2 separate regions of the Homo sapiens genome follow, and region 2 is linked to region 1. A link is an interaction called in ENCODE POLR2A ChIA-PET data of the cell type or tissue named here. Cell type or tissue: PC-9. All regions are shown on one strand. Links, peaks and the distances in the headings refer to the core of each region. The heading gives the core; the rest is flanking DNA. Region 1 has its middle 190 kb from the start of LYPLAL1. Region 2 overlaps LYPLAL1 (lysophospholipase like 1).

The links. ChIA-PET counts read pairs that join two places held together with the same protein. Peaks named below come from ENCODE experiments on the same cell type or tissue, not always from the same donor. Only the 100,000 strongest peaks of a DNase experiment are listed, where the experiment ranks them.
Region 2: POLR2A ChIA-PET joins it to region 1 with 5 read pairs; 2 of 35 experiments call an interaction of 5 or more read pairs at or near these places.

What each region holds. Positions count from the first base shown.
Region 1 is chr1:219,357,591-219,360,520 of GRCh38, forward strand. It overlaps a transcript of LYPLAL1 not described here. Among named protein-coding and RNA genes, the nearest start is that of LYPLAL1, 190 kb to the left of the region's middle. In PC-9, for the core only: no CTCF peak of the experiment used is centred there; no DNase peak of the experiment used is centred there.
Region 2 is chr1:219,177,588-219,180,517 of GRCh38, forward strand. It overlaps LYPLAL1 (lysophospholipase like 1), which reads left to right. Exons shown (of 5, transcript NM_138794.5): 2 at 1,560-1,659. Among named protein-coding and RNA genes, the nearest start is that of LYPLAL1, 5.2 kb to the left of the region's middle. RefSeq lists an enhancer at 1-265. In PC-9, for the core only: no CTCF peak of the experiment used is centred there; no DNase peak of the experiment used is centred there; H3K27ac peaks cover 766 bases.

The DNA of each region.
Region 1 (2,930 bases), core at 332-2,831:
TATTCTCACCAAGTGGACCCAAGGCACCATTTTGAGCAGCAGTTTGGTGATGTCTTATAAAACTGAACATGGTCTTGCCGTATAATCTAGCAATCATATTGGTAGGTATTTACCCAACTAATTTGAAAACTTGTGCCTACACAAGATCTGAATGCAAATGTTCATAATAGCTTTGTTTATAACTGCCAAAAACTGGAAGCAACAAAGATGTGAATAAATAAGCAAATTTTGGTACATGCATACAATGGAATACTATTCAGCAATAAAATAAGTTAGCTATCAAACCAAGCAAAGACATGGATAGATCTTAAATGCGTAATGCCAAATGAAAGAAGCTAGTCTGCAAAGGCTACATATTATATGTTCTTTTTATATGGCATTCTGATAAACACAAAACTGTAGAGGCAGTAAGCAGGTCAGTGTTTGCCGTCCACACAGGAGACATTTTGGGGTGGTGGAAGTATTCTGCGTCATACTTTAATGGTGGATACATGACATGATGCTATTGACAAAACTCATGAAACTTCATGACACCAAGAGTGGACTTCAGTGTTTGAAAATTCTAAAAAAATCATTTAGAAGGTTCAGAGATTTCAGGATTGCATCCAGAATGCTACAAAATCTTCTAACTATATTACAAAATATGAAGTAACCTCACTAAAGGGGCAGAAGGGAAAGTTGCTGACTAAGTAACTTTGGAAATGAGTGAACTCTGTGAAACTAAAGTCCAAAGAAACTGCACAAGTACTGTACTCTAGTTGATAAAATTGTTTTCTATGGGAATCCTAGTTAATTCTGAAACGACTATGCATGTATACTATTTAAGTGAAATAACAATCATTGTATTAGTTCATTTTCACAGCACTATAAAGAACTGCCCGAGACTGGGTAATTTATAAAGAAAAGAGGTTTAATTGGCTCACAGTTCCACCAGGCTGGGGAGGCCTCAGGAAACTTATAATCATGGCAGAAGGGGAAGCAGGCACATCTTACAGGGTGGCAGGCGAAAGAGTGAGAGCAAAGGGGGAAGCACCCCTTATAAACCCATCAGATCTCATGAGAACTCATTCACTATCAGGAGAACAGCATGGGGGAAACCTCCCTATGATCCAATCACCTCCCACCAGGTCCCTTCCTCAACATGTAGGGATTACAGCTGAAATGAGATTTTGGTGGGGACACAGAGCCAAATCATATCAAGTATTATTGCTGTATTATACATAATTATAGTGCGTGTGTGTGTGCGTGTGTGTGTGTGTGTGCGGTCATCTGGGCCATCCTATTTCAGGCCCCAGTTGAGACAGAGGTTATCACTTACTGAACATGCCCACAAGATTCAGTAGCAGTACCACTAGGCCTTCCCAGTAGTTGCAAGATGAGGATTTTATTGATTAAGACAATTTATAGAGACATAAGTTTACTAGAAAACAAAATCCAAAGCCCAGACAACACTACAAACTCTATATAAGTGAGGAAACAAGTTGTTTTTTTCCAGCTGTAGAAACCTTACATCATACTTAAGAGTATGAAAAAAGCAAACAAATTCCTGGCAATTAAAATCACTCTTAATATGATAAAGAGATTTGCTGACCTACCATTTACATTTCTGGCTAATTACTAATGTTGCTGCGGGTGTCACAGACCATTTTAAAGCATTGTGCTTACCTCAGCAGTGCAGCAAATACCTCCAGGATCACTTCAGTGTTCAACTCTTAAAGAACATACAAAGCAAACTGTGTTTTCTTACATCAGGGATTTATCCCCTTTGACTATTCCCAGTGTTACATCAGCCTCATTATTTGGGGGCTTGAGCTCTTTTAGAGCATAAAACAACCATTACTTTGGAGATCAGACAAGCGGTTTTCTTGTGAACAATGGAGAAAACAGAAGCAGATACAGCAAAATTCACTCACCATGGTCTTTCACAAAGCTTTCCTTTCTTCTTAAAAATAACAGCCCTCACCTCATTTTATACTTGAAGGTCATTTGCTAAAACATGAGATGTGGATTTAATGATCCAATTTCTTAAAATAAACATGGAGTGCATAGCAAATAACATCTGTCTACTTATGCAGAGAAAAAAATCTACAAACAGACACACAAAGGTAATGAAAATGTCACTGAAGGGATATAAACTGATTGTAAAGAAAAAATGCAAGTCCAAAATTTTCTATTACCTGACACACCTGGAATCAAAACCATCATTTCTATGGCATGGTAGTCAAAGCCAGCTTTATTTCAAACTTTACACACAACACATAAAAAGACTGGTTATGAAAAGTCCACAAGACTGGAATGGGGCATGACATCCGGTTATATAATGCATAGAAAGGGAAGTATGTGGGTATCTACACAGGCAGCTGCATCAAAATTTCCTCCCTCTAATAGTCAGCCATCTTTGTTTGCCCAAGGTCTTGTAAGTCTCAATCAGAACTTTCATGTATCCCGAAACAGCACAAATCAGTAACTTTGGGAAATTCAGTCAGGATTATCAACCTGTCTCTCCACATGTTAAGAAAATCCAAGAGAGCATTATGCAGAATGGACTGTAGCCAGCAAGAGCTGTACCTAGCAACAGAGAAACTGCAAACCACACCAGGTTGAAGTTTAGAACCTTGAAAGCTTATCTAAAGTCCTTCCAAGTTCGGTATGCTTTTAGCATGGAACTGGATGCCTTGCATCGGGAGAACTTCTTGGTGATAAATTTTAGTTATCCCTCTTTATTTGTCCAGAATTTATTGATGAGACCATCTCTTCTTGGAGGTTGCCATAGTTCTCTTCAGATTGATAGCACTCTCAGGCTTGCCTTCAAAATCTTTATTGAAATTCGTACTCGTAGACATCGGAGTAGTCATTTGACAAAGATCTGCCTCCCATATGAAAGCGTAAGTTCCTATGAGAGAAAAGACCATAATTATTTTTATTCTTCT
Region 2 (2,930 bases), core at 309-2,808, 180 kb before region 1:
CCGGCCAAAAGCCTGTTAGTCATCCATGAGACCTTTTACTGTTGACCCTTTATAACAAATCCGTTGCCAATCTCTATTAATTTTACCACCTAAATTTCTCTAGTATCTGTTTCTATCTACATCATCGCTGTAGTCTAAGCATGAACAGTAGTTTCCTAACTGATCTCTGTACATCTACTTTTGCTCTCTTTCAATTCTGTCTTGACACAGCTTCCAGATTGATCCTTTAGAATCATGCCAACCTTTCTGTCAGAAATATTCATGACTTCTTCATGAACAGATTTGTCACGTTCCTACAGTTTCTCTGGTCTCATTTTATAGACACTGCTCTTTTCATTCTCTGCTTTTCAGTTCTTACATGTCATACTGCTCCCTCTTATCCAGAATCCTGGCACCTGCCCTTTCCTCGCCCTGGGATACTTTTTTCTTCTGCCCTGCACTTCTCACCATCCTGTAGACTTTAGTTCAAACCATTCAGCAACTATATTTGGATACCCAGTTTTTGTCAGTCCTGTTCTAGGCACTATGTGAACAAATAACTCAGATAAAATACATCATAAACTTCCTCTTGCAGAGTTTATAGGCTAGTGCATTTATTGTTGAACTCCATAAACCCAGTCAGTTGTGAATAAAATAAATATTTGCAACACCAAGTGTCTCATTTTTGAAGCAGGTACATTTGCCTTTCACATTTATTTGTGTGATTTTTTGACTAATTTCTGTTTTTCACAATATGCTACACACTCCATGAGAATAGGGACTCTATTCCTCCCTCACCCCACCATCATTGCCTCTCTAGCAGTGAACACAGTGCTTGACACATTAACAGGGATTCAATAGGCAGTTTTTGAACTGATACCTTAATGAGTTAATTGATTAAAAAATTAAAGTTGTGACCTTAATTTCCTCCTCAGGACTCCATAAGATGGACTTATATTTCCTTCCATTTTTTTCTGTAAATACATATACATTAATATTTATATGGCTTTTTATTACTTACCAGCTTTGGAGTAGATAATTCTTCTTTTAGGTCATGTAAACATGTTGTCAAAATTAAATTATGATTTTTTCAAGTTAAAATAAAATTACACTGAACACACATTTTGGACTTTTTTTAACCAAGAAAATTAGGTTCTTCTAACTACAGAAGTTTAACAGTCACTTTAGGAATTTATTACTATTAAGAATATGATAAGAAATGACTATTAAAAGTCACATATAAATACAGAAATAAAATTTTTTTTAGAAAAATCAATTTATTTATTTATTCCTGTACTACCCACTAAACAAATTAGGTAACTTAAAACTTAAGCTTAAACAAGATCTTCAGAGTAATCAATGGTGAAGCCAGGAGTAAAATAATCAAAATTATTGCTAGTTATTGAGACCTAGTTAGTTAATTCATATTAGTAAGTCAGTTTCTATATGGTTATTATGATGTATGGAGCTTTTTTAAATCCTTTATTCCATCCTCTGTGTGACATAAAAGTTTTAGACTGCTTTGAAATGCATTGTATTACTAAAATATTTATTTTAATCTAGATTTTTTGATTCATCAGGTGATTCTGGACAAGGATTAAGAATGTGGATCAAGCAGGTTTTAAATCAAGATTTAACATTCCAACACATAAAAATTATTTATCCAACAGCTCCTCCCAGGTATGCAGTAATTTATCTCACTTGTCAATATAACTCTGTGGCATAAAATATATATAGAGAGATGTGCCAGCTAGGTGTTCTTTAAGCTTAATTTTGTATTTAACATACTTTAAATTAGAGTACTTTGTCCCCAGAATGTATTCTTTATTGCAGTTACACTGTTGGACCAAGTTTTGCCAGGTGAGTAATTTATTCCCTTTCTGTAAAGCATTCCCTAAAGCTCTGAATTTAAACTGTGTCCCAAGCATGGCTTATGTAACTCTGCTTCCTCTTGCCCTGCAGATTGCTCAACTTTCATACTTCTTCCCTACATTCACCCCAAAAGGAAACTTAATAACTCCAACAAGTATAATCTTTCTAATAATTTAGTTAAGCCAGAATTCATAATCTCTGGGAAAGGGTTTTATGGCATTCTTTCCACATTTAAAAGGATTATCAAGAAACAATGTTATGCTTTTTTAATCAGTAAACCAGAATAGGAAGATAGAATTGACTACTTAATAAATATTTAGGTTATATAACCTGTAGGTGTGTGCAAAAAATTCACAGTAATAAAACTGCTATAGTTTTGAGGTCAAACTACTCTTTGTAAATATTAAATTAACATCTGCATAGTCTTTTATTCGGAACACATGCCGTAAATCAGGGATTGGGATTTTTTTTTGGTTAAGTGAAATGATGTGTGGAGCTACGCCCCAATCTGATTTTTCTCATAATCTGTTCTTGATTTTTTTTTGTTTCTTTTTCTTCTTCTTTTTTTATTTTTTCCAGACAGAGTCTCACTCTGTTGCCTAGGCTGGAGTGCAGTGGTGCAGTCTTGGCCCACAGCAGCCTTTGCCTCCCAAGTTCAAAGGATTCTCCTGCCTCAGCCTCCTGCCTAGCTGAGAATACAGGCATGTGACACCACGCCCAGCTAATTTTAAAGACAAGGTTTTGCCATGTTGGCTAGGCTGGTCTGGAACTGTTGACCTGAGGTGATCCACTCACCGCGGCCTCCCAAAAGTGCTGGAATTACAGGCATGAGGCACTGCACCTGGCCTGTTCTTGATTTTTTTCTTATCAGGCATACTATGCAAATGCCTTGCTTTATATTTTCATTAACTTAGTATTAAGGAGAAATAAAACCAGAACTTCAAGGACGTTTTTATATGTACTAATAAGAATTTACTTACTTTAATTGATAGAATTGAAAAAGGGAGAACAAAATGATAATGTAAGACTGAAGACTCAAAGGAGTTATTATTTAAATGTAATTTTAATAGAGTTTAAAA